Linked DNA regions of Homo sapiens: region 2 is linked to region 1. Evidence: read pairs that join two places in POLR2A ChIA-PET (ENCODE). Cell type or tissue: Panc1. All regions are shown on one strand.

What was found. Peaks named below come from ENCODE experiments on the same cell type or tissue, not always from the same donor. Only the 100,000 strongest peaks of a DNase experiment are listed, where the experiment ranks them.
Region 2: POLR2A ChIA-PET joins it to region 1 with 14 read pairs; 2 of 35 experiments call an interaction of 5 or more read pairs at or near these places.

The regions. Positions count from the first base shown.
Region 1 is chr3:159,650,210-159,658,209 of GRCh38, reverse strand. The region is part of intron 4 of IQCJ-SCHIP1 (IQCJ-SCHIP1 readthrough); the gene reads right to left. The region is part of intron 1 of SCHIP1 (schwannomin interacting protein 1); the gene reads right to left. Among named protein-coding and RNA genes, the nearest start is that of IQCJ-SCHIP1-AS1, 110 kb to the left of the region's middle. In Panc1, no CTCF peak of the experiment used is centred here; no DNase peak of the experiment used is centred here; H3K27ac peaks cover 5,260 bases.
Region 2 is chr3:159,782,359-159,790,358 of GRCh38, reverse strand. The region is part of intron 4 of IQCJ-SCHIP1 (IQCJ-SCHIP1 readthrough); the gene reads right to left. All of the region lies in intron 2 of SCHIP1 (schwannomin interacting protein 1), which reads right to left. Among named protein-coding and RNA genes, the nearest start is that of IQCJ-SCHIP1-AS1, 18 kb to the right of the region's middle. In Panc1, no CTCF peak of the experiment used is centred here; DNase peaks (open chromatin) are centred at 2,213 and 3,008; H3K4me3 peaks cover 887 bases; H3K27ac peaks cover 2,963 bases.

The DNA of each region.
Region 1 (8,000 bases):
TTTGAATTGGGAAGAACATCAGTTCTTCTGATGTGTGTTCTGATCAGTGTTCAGAATGAATTTTATGAAATGAATTCACACGTCTCATCACAATGTCAGGGCTCCTGTTCACCCATTCTTCCTCTCCATATGCACAGGCAATTTTCTGCTCTTTCTAGTACCTAACAGAGGGAGAAGCTGGGCTAGGCACCACTCCTGGAACATTTGCCGGACATCAATGGCATTAGCCCACAGGCTGCTGCATCTGCCAAGGCAGTGCTGGAAGCAAAAACGCCTTTGGTGGGACCCTGGAAGCTTCATAGCTATAAGTCAGGGTGTGCTTCATGTGGACAATGACATCCTACTTCCAAGCATCCTGTGTTCCAGCTTCTGTCTCCTGGAGAACAAACCCATCACCATAGCAACTGCGTCCACAGAATGCACCTCCAAGGACCCCTCAAATCCTATCAGTTGCTTCTCCGCCATTGATGGCACTTATTAATTTAAAATTGGATCTAACAATTAGTTTATCTTCAGGAGGCTAACATCTCTTTTAATCCCCACTGTTAAACTTACGCCTGGAAGGTTCAGGGCCCTCATCGCTGTTCCCTCAAGAGTTAAATGACATTTAGGCAGCAGGAAACTTATGCCAATAAGATCAAAATCTAAACCGGTTGCCTTTTATTATCACTTAAATTATTCTCTCCACTTGACATGGATTTATTGGTCAGTTTAGACTGTGTGACAGATTTGGTTGTAGTCACATGGAGTGTGACTAACAGCCTTCACTACAAGCCTGTAAACGGAGTGTGATGCACGTGTACATTATCACCATCTAATACTATCTGTGGGCTAATTATATAAAGGCTAAAGTAAATGAACACAACAGTGACTGCACAAGTCCAGAGAGAGCCATAAATGTGCTTTGGCAGCTGACTTGGACTTTTCAGGTGGAGCTGGGGTAATTGAAGAGGTCACTGATCTGTGTCTCACATCATTTGTTAGCACCATCTCTGTTGGAAGATGGTCACTTACATTAATTCTTGATGATTTCATCTCTCCTGGAAGCTTATTTTAAACAAAATAATATAATGCTTCTGGCTATTTTAGTACATGTAGACTTAGAGTAGCACATGTGGTAGTACAGGGGAAACCATTATGCTTCTAGCCATTTATTTGGTGTGTGCATTCGAGATTGGCAGTATGCATGAGGAGGGACCCCTGCTCATTGCACACTCTGAACACAGGTATGTGACCTCAAATGCCCCTGGATGTCACTTGAGGGAGGTAGGTGAACAGGTGGACATACACTATTACAACAGAAGAGGATGGGTGGAGGGGAGTCAGAAGACCTGGCTTGGAATCCTTCCCTTGTCACTCTGAAGCAGTGTGTCTGGGCAGTTTACAAACTTCTCTGAGCCTGTTTTTTCACCTGTAAAATGGAGAAAGTACCTTATATATAAAACCTGAATGAGCTGCTGAAACTAGTGGCAACTCTGGAACCAACATTTACAGAACTATGTTCGGGGGCTTTCTAAGCACTTTATTCCTATGACTTAATTTTTTCTCATGGAAACCATATAAGGTGGGTACCACGTAATTCAGATGAGAAAACCGAGGCACAGAGTAGATGAATAACTTGCCCAAAGCCACACACCAAAAATGATTTGTAATCTACAGAACACCATGCCGTTGTATAGGATGTCTAACATTACTAACATTATTATCAATAGATTAGTCAGTTGCCACCTGGCAACTGACTAACAGGAGAAGCCAAGTGGGCTCGCCTTTCTTCGAGAACTCTCTAAGGTACAAGAGGAGGTTGTGGGGGCAGCAAGAAGAACATGGGCTTAGGAGTCAGGAACACCAAAGGGTGTAACACCAGTTCTGCACTAAGTAACTGTGAGATTCTGGAAATGTCAACCTTTATTGAACTTGGATTCCCTATCTGTAAGAGAGAGAGAATGATTCCTACTCATAGGATGTTTGGGGATTACTGAGTTCATGTATATGAAGTACCCAGAGCACCTGACAGATCGTAGGTACTCATTTAATGTAAATTCCATCCCCTTCCAATTTGCTTACCATAGAAGATTCTTCTTACCAGATCTGTCCTCAGGTCTCTGAAGTCTATGCCACACAATGAAACATCTGTTCTTCCCTGAACAGCCAGGCCATCCACAGCTTTTTGCCTTGGGACTGCTGTTCTCTTTGCTGGAAATACTGTTACCCCATCTTTCCTTCTGGAAAACTCTCATTCATCCTTGAAGAACTAGTCCATTAACTGTCAAAGCACCCACTCTAATGCTTTGCAGTTTCTTTACTTTTATTTTTTTTCTTCTGAGACGGAGTCTCACTCTGCCACCCAGGCTGGAGTGCAGTGGCACAATCCCAGCTCACTGCAACCTCCGCCTCCTGGGTTCAAGGGATTCTCCTGCCTCAGCCTCCTGAGTAGCTGGGATTACAGGCACCTTCCACTATGCCTAGCTAATTTTTTGTATATTTAGTAGAGATGTGGTTTCACCATGATGGCTAGGCTTGTCTCAAACACCTGACCTCATGATTCTCCCGCTTCAGCCTCCCAAAGTGCTGGGATTACAGGTGTGAGCCACCACGCTCGGCCTGCTGTTTCTTTCTCATTGGTTCTATGTCCCCTTCTCTCTTGGTAACATTCCTATCTCCAGCTTCTGATTCATCACCCAGCACTGAGAAGGACCAGGGACTTAAGTGTTGTCCTACCCGAGAGAGCTAAGCATTCCAGCCAGCCTCATAGTGCCTGGCCCCTTGTTAGTTCTTAATAAGTGGTAGCTATCATCATCATCATCATCACCATCATCATCATCATCATCACTACTACTACTGCTACCATTGTCGCATGCTTCAGAATCTTCTGCCCCAAAATGTCTTTCCACCTACTTGTTGACATCTGAAAATTGTTCACAGGCTTTCATTTCATACTTACAGATGCAAATGCAAGTTAATTAACACCAAAGTCTTATCAACTATACAACAGTAGTAACTGGTAGCATATTAAACACTTGCTATATGCCAGATATTTTATATTCAATTTTCATAAAACCTATGAAGTAAGTTTAGAGAATTCAAGTGACTTAGTTAAGGTCATACAACAAATAAATGGTAGAGCTGGGAGTTGAACCCAGAACTCATCTTCTTAATGACTATACTGTACTGTGCTCAATAGGGACAGTAAGTGACTGGCAGCACAGCCTTCCTGCTTTATGAAGGGAGGCAGTTCGTGGGCAGCAGACACTAAGGTGACATGAAGGGCCTCAGGGTAGCCAGTCCTATCACTTCTGGTCAGCACTGCTTACTGTCAACCAGCTGGTGACAAATCAGTATGTCACTTTGAATGTGTACAGATTGTCTTCGCATGGTTTGTGAGGATTTTTTTTTTTTTTTTTTTTTTTACTTAAAGTCATAGATCATGTTGTAAAGTAGCTTCATTTTTCAAGGAGGTAGTAATTGAAATTGAAGTGTCCCGTAGCTCCATCCATGCTGACCCCAATTCCCCATGGGCCCCTACTGACTCCCTGCTGTCCTGCCACCTCTGTGGAGCTCACATACACTCAACACCCTCCTTCCACCTGCTTTCATCACCTTCTTCACACAGACTCATATCCTCAAATTATAGGCACCAGACATATGCAGGCCAACACACTCAGGGAGTAAGGAGGTGGAGAGATGACTGATAATATATATAAGTGGGGGGTTTGTAGATAGTGAATTGTAGACCAGAAAAATGTTAGACTTGAAAAAGACTTTATAGATAATCTAGGCCAGCCACATAATTTTATAGGTGCAGAAACTGAAGTCCAAGGTGACTCAGCAAATTAAATGGGTCTGCAGAGTCAAACGGTAAATAAAAAGTGAGTGCCAAATCTGATAGAGAGTTGGGAAAAATGAACTAGTGATGAATAGGAGAGAGAATGAGTGAGGTTGCAAGGGGGAAAGAGCATGGTGCCAGAGTAAAAAGTGGTTCATTTTTTATTAATGTTAAAATTCTACAACTCAGAAGAGTATCTTGGAGGAAGATACTCTTGGAGGAAGCTGGACTAGGGAGTTTCTCTGACATCTTTATGCGATTTGCATGTGAATATCTTCCTAATTATTTGTAAGTAAGCAATTAAAAGAAAAAAATCTGTATTTAAAAAGATAAAAAGCAGGACATCAAGTATTAAAGGCAATTTACCCCAGAATGTATGATAGTATATTTTAGATAGCAAAATCTGAGACTAGACTCTTAAACTGATCATTTTTAGGGGGTACATGAGATAATTTAATACAGTCATATAATTTGTAAAGATGAGATGGGTGTAATTGGGATATCCATCACCTTAAATATTTGTATTTATGCTAGAAACCTTCAATTTATTCTCTTCTACCTCTTTTGAAATATACAGTAGATGAATGTAAACTAGATTCACCTACTGATCTATCAAATCTTTTTTTTTTTTTTTTTTACTTTAAGTTCCGGGATACATGTGCAGAATGTGCAGGTTTGTTACATAGGTATACATGTGCCATGGTGGTTTGCCGCACCTATCAACCTGTCATCTAGGTTTTAAGCCCTTCATGCATTAGGTATTTGTCCTAATGCTCTCCCTTCCCTTACCCCCCACCCCCCAACAGGCCCCTGTATGTGATGTTCCCCTCCCTGGGTCCATGTGTTCTCATTGTTCAACTCCCACTTATAAGTGAGAACATGAGGTATTTGGTTTTCTGTTCCTGTGTTAGTATGCTGAGAATGATGGCTTCCAGCTTCATCCATGTCTCTGCAAAGGACATGAACTCATTATTTTTATGGCTGTATAGTATTCCATGGTATATATGTGCCACATTTTCTTTATTTAGTATATCATTGATAAGCATTTGGGTTGGTTCCAAGTCTTTGCTATTGTAAATAGTGCTGCAATAAACATAGGTGTATATGGGTCTTTATAGTAGAATGATTTATAATCCTTTGTGTATATTCCCAGTAATGGGATTCCTGGGTCAAATGGTATTTCTGGTTCTAGATCCTTGAGGAATCACCACACTGTCTTCCACAATGGTTAAACTAATTTATACTCCCACCAACAGTGTAAAAGTGTTCCTATTTCTCCACAGCCTTGCCAGCATCCAAACAGTAGATCTTATTTCCTCTCAAACTGTATATTTGTACCCTTGATCAAACTCTTCATCCCCTCCTTCGCCATACCTGCCCTGGCCTCTGTCGACCACCAATCTACTCTCAAATTTTATAAGATCCACTTTTTTAGCTCCCAGAGATGACTGAGAACACACAATTTTTGTCTTTTTGTGCTTGGCTTATTTTATTTAACACAGTGATCTCCAGTTTTATCCATGTTGCTGAAGAAATAGATCATTTTTAAAGAAGTGAGAATAATTTATCATTACAAACTAGTCCTAAATGGTCAATTTTAAAGATCACCTCATCCTTGTTTTTCTCATTGTGCCTCCAATGCCTCACCCTCTTATGTGGCTTTTTTCACTCCTGCCCTTCTGGTTTCAGCTCAGATGTCATTTCAACAGTCGTCATTGCACACCCCTCCCCACCCATCTTATCTGTGAGGTCACTTTCCTTTATAATCACTCTTAGTATGTCCTTCATGGCACTTATTGGCTGTAATTGTCTTGTTTACATATCCGCTTCCTTGTTTGTCTCCCATTAGGACATGAGCTCCACTGGGCCAGGGACCACCCCAGCTTACCACCTGGCAGAGTAGGTACCCAAGGAAAACACAGGGCAGGTCTGGGTCCCCTATTGGCTTAGGTAAAGATAATTTTTCAAAACCTGAAAATTTGTAGTGACTGTTGGTTTTATTCCCTTCTACTTTATGTACTTCTTAACGGTGTCTAACACTACATTAAATATGTTAAAAAACCACCAATCACTACCTTACCAAGAAATAATAAGTGTAGCAAAAAATGCCTTACTAAAGATAAAAAATATAATTTTTCCTCCAATAATGTTGAAAAAGAAATATTGAAGGTGTTCTAACAAATCCTAATGAAGTTGGTAGCCTGAATAATGAATAAACTGCTTATAGACCATAAACATGAGCCAAATATAGCAAAAGCACATGGTAGCAATTTTTTTTTTTTTGAGATGGAGTCTCACTCTGTCAATCACTCCATCAGGCTAGAGTGCAGTGGCACAATCTGGGCTCACTGCAACCTCCACCTCCTGGGTTCAAATGATTCTCCCGCCTCAGCCTCCCCAATAGCAGGGACTACAGGCACGTGCCACCATGCCCGGCTAATTTTTGGTATTTTTAATAAAGATGCGGTTTCACCGTGTTATCCAGAATGGTCTCGATCTCCTGACTTGGTGATCCGCCTACCTCAGCCTCCCAAAGTGGACCTATTCTTTTAAAGTTAAATTGCAATGTATAATTTTGCTATACTTATGGTAATATTTTGAGTAGTTCAACAATAAAATGCTTTAGGCTTCCAAACTTACTTGATGCTAGACTTTTCAGTAAAAAAAGTTTGCTTACTAAAAAGTAATAGAAATGATAAGAAAAGTTGGGTGTAATGCTTTCATAATTATACAATTTGCCTTTTATCTTGCAACTGCTCTCTACAGAGGTGCTAATGGAAATTACCAAACCTTTGGTGCACTTATAGAAACAAAAATGCATTTTAATGTGATTGAGGCAATAACCAAACAACTATATTGTTAGTAATAATGGTAGTAAAACTGCTTAAGATGTTGTGCTTTTACAAATGGGAGAAGGATAGACACAGTCTTTGTCATAAAAAGGCTTCCAGGAGCTTTGCTGTCCACACTGCTCATCTATGGGAGATTCAAGTGCATGGGGACACTTCTAAATTTACCTGATAAACTTTACTAAAAAAAACTTCCTTGCTGTTTCTCTTAAGTTTCAGTCATCTGAATTGCAAAAGTAACACACATTTGTTGCAAGAGTTCAAGCAAAAGCAAAGTATCTATACTAAATTCATAAGTTTTGCTTCCTCCTCTAATTCTACTCATTTCAAATAACTGATGCTAGATATTTAGGTAATGAATTGTATATTTTCCCTTTTGCTTGTATAAACATAAGTAATAATAAAATGATAGCAAATAACACTTATGTAATGCTTAGGATATGTCAGGTTTTTTAAGGACTTTACATATAGTATACTATTCATATGATCCTATGAGACGGTACAGGTATTCATCTTACTGTATAGATTAGAAAGATGAGTCACAGAGAGGTAACATGATTTGCCTAAGGTCACACTGCCAGTGTGTAGCAGACACAACATTCAAATGGTAGTTCTGATTACTAAGCTATGCTGTCACTCACACTCAGCTTTTCTGGTTGGTTTATGTAAGGAAGACAGTACCACATGTTTCCCATAAATTTTTCACATACCTAACAAAATATCATTGACCTCGTTCCAGTGCAATAAAGATAGATTGAAGATACTCTTGCAAATGGCTGCATGACTTTCAGTCACCTGAATGTATCATACTTTGTCCCACTACTCTCTTGTCATGAACATGTAGACAGGTTCCACTTTTTTGCTGTTATAAACAACAATGCAATAAACAGCTTTGTACATAAATTCCTATGCACTAGCACTTTGCACTTTTATTTTTCTCAGAATTGGACTTCATGGGGGGAGTGTTCAAAGGATATATACATTTAAGCTCCTAATACTGCCAATTAATCTTCCCCAAATATTGTGGAAGTTTATAGCTGTACCACAGGTGTATCAGGTGACTTCTCTATACCCACTCTACATCTTTTCTCACTACCTAGTATTTTAAATAAAATAAATTTTGTGAATACGTAACTTCTACAACAATTTTATTTTGTAGTTTTTGATATTCTGTGCTATTTCTAAAAAATGTGTAGGCCAGTCAAAATAATTAGCACAAGTAAATTAATTTGATGGTGACATTATAAATAGCAGTTTGGAATTTTCCCTTTTTTCATTATTTCAAATATAGAGCATTTGTTTTTCCCTGCCAACAGTGTTCATTTCTT
Region 2 (8,000 bases), 130 kb before region 1:
GAAAGGAAACCGAGCATATGAAGGACATACATTAACACATTCTAATGCTGCTCAAGTTCCTCTTTCATAAAAACAGTATAAGTTATATCCAATAAAAAGTTTCTGTAAAAGGTAACATTTTAATGATTCACTAAAAGCATTTCCAATTTCTATGAACTTTGAGCCCAGCTGCTGAGTAGAGTCTGAGGAGCAGAGAGGAGCACTCTTTCAGCCCAGTAAATACCAAAGCTTTCAACTGAAAACATCCATTCCTCCAAAGTTGCCCCTGTCTTAATCCAAGTATAAAGTCCAGGTAGAGGGGGGCCTTGGGCAGGAACTGAGAATATGACCCTTCTGGCGGTGGGAGCGGTTGCAGCAATTAAATCACCTGTTTTGGATCATTGGCTGGGATCCCCAGTTCCTTCCAATTACTGACTGCTCACCTTTCAGTGGAGCTGCCCACAGGATGGACTGCCCCTCCCAGGCTGACAGGATTGTTCTGCTCACCACCGTAGTTTTAGTGCTTATCATAAATCAATAAATTGGCATTGCTATTTTACACATCAGGTTTGGAATCATGGTTTACTGGGTACATCCCTGATAAATAAAATTATCTTTCTTATGATAACAAAATCAGTTTCTGGGCCACGAGGCTAAGGGTCAGACCCTGAATTATGTAATCTTATCATTCTCAAAGTATGATCCCTGGACCAGCAGAATCAGCGTTACCCGGGACTTGTTTGAAATACAAATTTTGGGGCCCAACCCTAGACCTCCTGAATCAGGAGTGTGGAGCCCAGCAATTGTGTTTCAAACAAGTGTTCCAGGGGATTCTGATTCCTGCTCAAGTTTGAGAGCCACTAAATTGAAATGACAGTTATTTGGAGGTGGGGGATTATGGTTAATTTTGTGTCAACTTGGCTAGGCCATGGTGCACAGTTGTTTGTCAATGCCAGGTGAGATGTTGCTGTGAAGGTGTGCTTTCGATGTGATTAACATTTAAATCAGTCAATTCTAAGTAAAACAGATTACTCTCCATAAAGTGGGCCGGTCTCATCCAATCAGTTGATGACATTAAGAGAAAAGAGAGGTCCCCTGAAAAGGACGAAATTCTGCCTCCAGACAGCCTTTAGACTCAAGATTGCAACATTAACTTTTGAAGGAATTTCCAGCCTGCTGGCCTGGACTTGCCAGCCCTCGAAACTGCATGAACCAGTTCTTTAAAATCAATCTCTCTCTCTCTCTCTGTATATATAGATACACACACACAACCTGTATACATACACATATACAGGTTGAGTATCTCTTATCTGAAATGCTTGGGACTAGAAGTGTCTCAAATGTTGGATTTTGTTGGATTTTGGAATATTTGCATTATGCTTACTGGTGAGGCATCCCTAATCTGAAAATCTGAAATATTCCACAGCATTTCCTATAAGCATCATGTCAGCCCTCAAAAAGTTTAGAATTTTGGAGCATTTTAGATTTCAGATTTTTTAATTACAGATGCTCAATTTTATATATATGTAAGGTGAATTATATATATATTATACCCTATTGGTTATGTTTCTCTGAAGAACCCTGACAAATACAGGGTTCATATGTTCATATGTTTAATGCATGTATCCTACATTAGGACTAGGATTTTATCTTTTTTTATTTTTAGCACTGTATGCTCAGTGCCTAGTATGTAGTAGTTAGGCTCTCCATGCATATTTTTGGTGAATGAATGAAGTGTGGTGAACTCACCAAGAAAGGGAATTGGATAATTTGGCCCTGAGAGGGGGCTCTTGGAAATCAGCCAAACCTGAAAATACCTCCACTGAATTCCTTTGGGCAATAAACCTCTCCTCAGGAATCTTCTAGAGTGTGTAGATGAACCAACAGGAAATCACATCCAGGAATTGTGTTGAGTGTCTCTGTATTTAATTTCTTACAAGTGAAAGAACGCTCTACACTCGGCAGGCCACTCTTCAGCTTTGTTTCTATCCACAGGCCATGATTTTAAGTGCAGTGACTGCATTTGGCACTTCTGTAACGCCTTGTATTTAAAACCAGCTTTTAGAGTAGATCCCTATCAGTACTTTGTTTTTCTGGAAAGAGTGAAATTGAAAACTTAGCCTCAAATATCATCTATTTTAGTGTCAGCCCCAATACCTTAATCTAAAGAAGGTGCTTTCCTGAGAGATGGGAGCAGACTTTGAGGCCGACACTCATCTCTACTCCCACGTCACACCCTCTGTGGGGCCAGCTCACTCAAAACAGCAGCAGAGCTTAGTCTCCAGGCTGCGGGGATTGTTGTAATGCTATTGAAGACGGGTCAAAAGTCATCTCGATAAGATTATTTTGAAACCTCTAGGATAGCAATTCCATCTGCTATATGAAATCAGAAAAAGTAAACATTCCTTGGTTAACCTTCATCATTCCCCTACATAAACCTCAATCACATTTCTTTGAAACCATGCCAGATTTTCAGTGCTGGCTAATAGGATTCAGGCTCAGATGAGGGAAGTTGGTCCAAATGTGTGAAGTGGACAACAGTGGCCAGAGGGGAGGACTTAAGGGCCAACTAATGCTTCTTCAACTCAGTAGCCAGTCCTGTTTGAAACTTTGAAAATGCTGTTAAGCTGCAAAGTGTTCCTTCCCTTAGAGAAGGAAAAAACTAAGAATTAGTTTGGTGAATTTGCCCTCCATTTACCTGGCAATTTGCTCTCCACAAATCTGGCATGATTTCAAAGAAATGTGATTGAGGTTTAAGTAGGCGAATGACAAAGGTTAACCAAAGAATATTTACTTTTTCTTATTTCATATAGCAGATGGAATTGCTATCCTGGAGGTTTCAAACACAGAATACAAGGAAAGACATTCATTATTTCACTAGGAATCCATTCCGCTCACTAAGCTCCTACCAGATGCTGGGGCAGCCTCTGGGGCAGGGCCCAGGTAAGGCTGACAGTCATCTAGTGTCCAGAGAAAGAACCGAAAAGCTTGAGCCAAGTGTGTATGAATGTATGTGGGGTAAAGTGTGATGGAAAAAGCCGAGGGAGATGACTCAGCAGCTTCCAGTGTTTACAAAGACAACCAACACCTAAACCAAACAAAAAGGACTGAAGGCTAGGCAGAGGCTCGTATCCTATATTCAGTCCATATGGGAGCTACTTTGAAGTCAATTTTAAATTAAGTCACCTGGGAGTTGGAATTCTAACTCAACCACTTACCAGCTATGTGGAAGTTACTAAATCTTCCTAGGTTTTAATGTTCTCATCTTTTTACTAAAAAGGGGTACAAAGTTTGTTGAGAGGACAAAAATAAGATTACATAGGTCAAATCCCTGGTATCTAATCAGACCCAAAGTCAACCCTCAACAAGTCTTCTCCTTGCCAGTCAATACCAAAGCTGGCCAGTCACGCACCTACTCAGACTCGCTTACTGTGAGTTCTTCTTTGTCTTCAAAACTGTCTTCAGTGCTCACTTTAATTTTTACAAAAATATTCGGCTTTTTAAAGGGGGAAGGGGTTACTCTAAATTATTTGTCTTGTAAACTGAGGCCCCAGGGAAGGATTCTACGTGCTGTGGCTGGTCCAGCTGTGATGCTTCATTTCTATTAACCATCCCTCCACTACACACAGACCACAATCACACCACAAAACACACACACACACACACACAGTGCACACGCGCAGACACACACACACACACACACACACACACACGCTTTGACTCAGAGTCACTTCACTGCTTATCTGACTAAAGGTGCGAAACTAAACTATGATTTATGACCATTCCTTCTCATTTCAGTTTCAGCAGCACGAAATCCATTTCTCAGTACATTTCAAGGAAGAATAGTCATTGATATTTAAGAAGCATTAATGTTTTTGAACAGACATATGCCAATACCTCTAATAGGAATTAATAACAACTCAAATCCATATGAATCCATTTTGGCTCAATTTGAATAATTTGAGAACTATAATAATCTTTAAAAGTATCTTTTAATTTCATTATACTTTGAAGATAGCAATGTTGATGTCCAGATGACCATCACAATAAGGGTATCATAGATGATTTAGAGGTTAGGAAATGTCTATTAAAACTTGCTGGAAAAAAAAGCAGACTTTTTAGATTGCTATATTTGCTGAAAAGGAGACCTATGTTTAAATCATTCTAACCAATAAAGAATTAACAGATTTTGCTTCATGGCACTACAAACAGCTGTTGAGTAAGTCTTCCAGGTATTTCCTGCAGGGTTTAAAAATCTTGGGATAAAAATAATAAGATCTTATAATGAACCTTATTAACAGAAAGAAATGTAATAAAAATTATTATCTTTGATTTTCCCCATAGAGGGAGGGAAAATATCAACTGCATATTTTAAATAGATGTTTAAAACAACAAAAAAGAAAATACACATACAACAAAAATAAGATGTTTTAAAATTTCCCAAACATATATTCATGTCCCCAAAATAAATCTGATGTTTCGACCAGTTTGTTTCATATAAACCAAACAATCGTTGTCTATGAAAGTATAAGCTGCCCCAGTGATGGATAGCTCTTTTGTTTCTACAAACAGCAGCATTCAGTGGGTACCCTGGATGTTTTGCTAAAACTTCTAACTAGCATTCTGTTTATTATTCAGATTGATTAGAAAAATATATTTTTCTTTTGACAGTTGGGTGGCTTTTTAAAGAATTACTTGTTTCAAATTACACACTTCTATTGCAACACTTGAATCTGACACCTCAAGCATAAGCTACAACTTGCTGGCTCCCCATCTCCCAACAGAAAAAAAAAAAAAAAACCAACAAAACTATGGCCCTGAGAGGATGGCTCTGTATTTACATTCAGCATCATATATCAGCATTTACCAGGGTGAGGCCAATGGCTGTCAACTCCTGGCTCTTAGTCAATATTTAATCACTGTTCAGTTATGTAGGAAGAAGGAAACATTCCATCTCCCGATAACATGTCTTTAATATGAAAAAAGCTTTCACTACATTTATGGAAGCTTGGTTATGCTTCTTAGAAAAACTATCAAATTGAGATGTTGCACAACTGTTCTGATATGGCATTTTAAGTGCATTGCCATTGGTAGGTGTATAAAATGAATAATACTTAATCATGATTTTTTAACAGTATTACAGAATTTTGGGTTCACCCTGCAACCTTTTTATTTTATTCATTTGTTTATTTACTAACGGAGAAAAGTGGCTGGAGAAAAAAATGTATGAAATCCTCGTCTAGTTCATAACCTCTAGCTCTGGTTCAGTCTCTGAGCTATGAAGCAAAGCAGCCATACCAAGGAAAAAAATTCACATTGGCTTTTTGACTGTTACTTAATTTAAAAGATTCCACAGTTTTGTTTTTTGATAGAGCTTTGTAAATAATTTCCTCAGACCTAGCACCGTGATTTAAAACCATTTACTTGGGCCAGGCGCAGTGGCTCACGCCTATAATCCTAGCACTTTGGGGGCAGAGGCAGGTGGATCACTTGAGGTCAGGAGCTCGAGACCAGCCTGGCCAATATGGTGAAACCCTGTCTCTACTAAAAATACAAAAATCAGCTGGGCATGGTGGCACGCGTCTGTAGTCTCAGCTACTCAGGAGGCTGGGGCAGGAGAATTGCTTGAACCTGGGAGGCAGAGGTTGCAGTGAGCTGAGATGGCACCACTGCACTCCAGCCTGGGCGTCACAAGACTCCGTCTCCAAAATAAAATAAAACCATTTACTTTTCCATTTATTCTACAGGATAACTAAAGCAGCACAAGGCTTAAGTTAAGGGAAAAGAGCAAACGACTGACGGGAAAGCCCACGTCACCAGGATTCCTTAGATTCCTACCTGACAAAATATTTCATGTTTCTTGTGTAGCACATAGCTATTCTAATGAACTGGTCAGCTGAGCTGGAGATGTTTTTACCATTTAAACAAGATCTACAATGTTCCATAGGGAAGGCTCATGCATTCCTTATAGTGTCAAGATGAAAGAAAAACTGCAGAGAAGGTGAAAGCTGGAAAGTGAAACAGAGTAATAAGTACTGAAAAATGTCTTCGCTCAAAGGCACAGAGTTTCTCTCTTTCATTCTTTCTGCTAACCCATGACCAGATGAACAGGTGTAGACTTGCTCAACGGGATGACATGTGGCAGAAAACATTTTCACTTCAAAGGTGCAAACCATATTTGACATTCAACAGCTTTTCATTGCGGTAGGTGGAAGAGGAAATTAAACTTTACCTCAGCTTGTTACAATTCATTGGTCGTGCTCTGACACGGTAATTATCCTTTGCTCCTAACCAAGACTCCCCAATCCAATCATCACATATGGGATGGAAGGGGGACTGCAGGGGTTTCTCTAACCTCCTTGGACCTGCCTGCAAAGCACAGAAGGGTTTTAGAAAGAAGCCCCGGGGTGGAGTGCTCATGTGGCTGGCATGAGAATACCTGACTTTCTGTTGGCACCTGGCATTACAACGCCTTTACTTCATCTTGGGTTAGTGCGCCTAAAGCTTCAGGTAAATCACAAATAACTCATCAGGAAAAAGGCTGGGACCTCTGTTTTACTATATTCCCAGCTCACAGCTTCCAGTAGACCTGGGAGAAAAACCCTCAAATATGCCAACTACTTTAAACCAAAATACTCAAGAAGTTCCTGGAGCCTTAGAAGTTTAACACTAATTCATTACTGGATTTAAACAGCTTCTTCCCACGTACTTCCCTAAAAGGCTCCATTCTCCACTCCACTCCAGTTCTCCAAGTATAAGAAGTGACATTTCAAGCATTGTGCCTGTTATTAAACTCCTTGCAGCATAAAAATATTTCAAATCAACTACAGGAAAATTGCAAGATTATTTTATTGTGCGCAAGATGGCTTTTAGGACTGGTGGAAAGTTCCACAAATGAAGTGCAGACTCAGATGCCTGGGATGTGTTTGTGAGGTAAGGGAGTGATTTTGGTGAGGATGCTCCTGGTGCAGTTTCCATGAAACTTTCCAAACTCCCTCTTGCCTGGGGCTGGGCAGCTCTTGCCATCCCTTTCACCTGGCTCCCAGAAGCTCTTCAGGTCTCCATTCAGCTGTCAATCCCTCAGCACTGTCTCTGCCTCGGCAGCTGGCCAAGTCAGTCTCCAAAGTCAACTGAATCACTTATCTTGGATGTTAAATAACCAACCTTGGTGTTTGTTTGATGTGCCTCTCCCTCAACAAAATAAATAGACCACTTGGGAAAAAATCCTAGCTAGGTTGACTCCCAAGTATCTAGCAGAGTGCAGCTACTGAGCAAATAAATGACTATTAAGTGAATAAGTAAATGAATGGGTAAAAACATTGCAGAAGGTAGTGGATTTCCCTGTAGCTTGTGTACCCTCAACTTCCCCCTTCCCAACCTTGTCTCCCTTCCTGGTCCTTCGGTGACAGTCTCTTTGCTGGACATGCTGCCGCAGATGAAGCTATCGCTAGATGTGATTTCAGGACTTCTGGGAGGAGAGCTCTCTGGGTGTGTTGAGGTGGCAAGGGCTCCCAAGTCATGCCCATCACAGCAAGGCTGCCTGTAACCTTAGGGATCTATAGTCATATTCTACATATAAATCAATTTACAAGGAGCAGCTAGCTTGATATCAGATGTCAAGAGAGCAGCGCACATTGAATCATCCTTTAACCTCTCAGAGCCTCTGCTAAACCTGAGGATCATTACAATCACTTCCAGCCAATATATAGAATGAGTTTCTAACTGAGACTTAAGATTGCATGGATTTGATAATTACAAGTAAGCACAGAGTGGTGGTGGGAACATTCAAGGCAGAAAGAAAGGCATAAAGCCATGCATTTATGTTTGAATGATTTTTTTTGCAAATTAAAAAAAAGTTTCCATTTATGAAAAAATCTTATATAGAAGTACATAGACATAAGAGGGTATTACATACCAAGAGATAACAGATATTCAGATGTGGCTCTAGCTATTAGCAAAGAGAAACAGCTATTGTGTTATTGTGTAATGAAGGTTACAGAGGCTAACTTCCAGCTATTTGG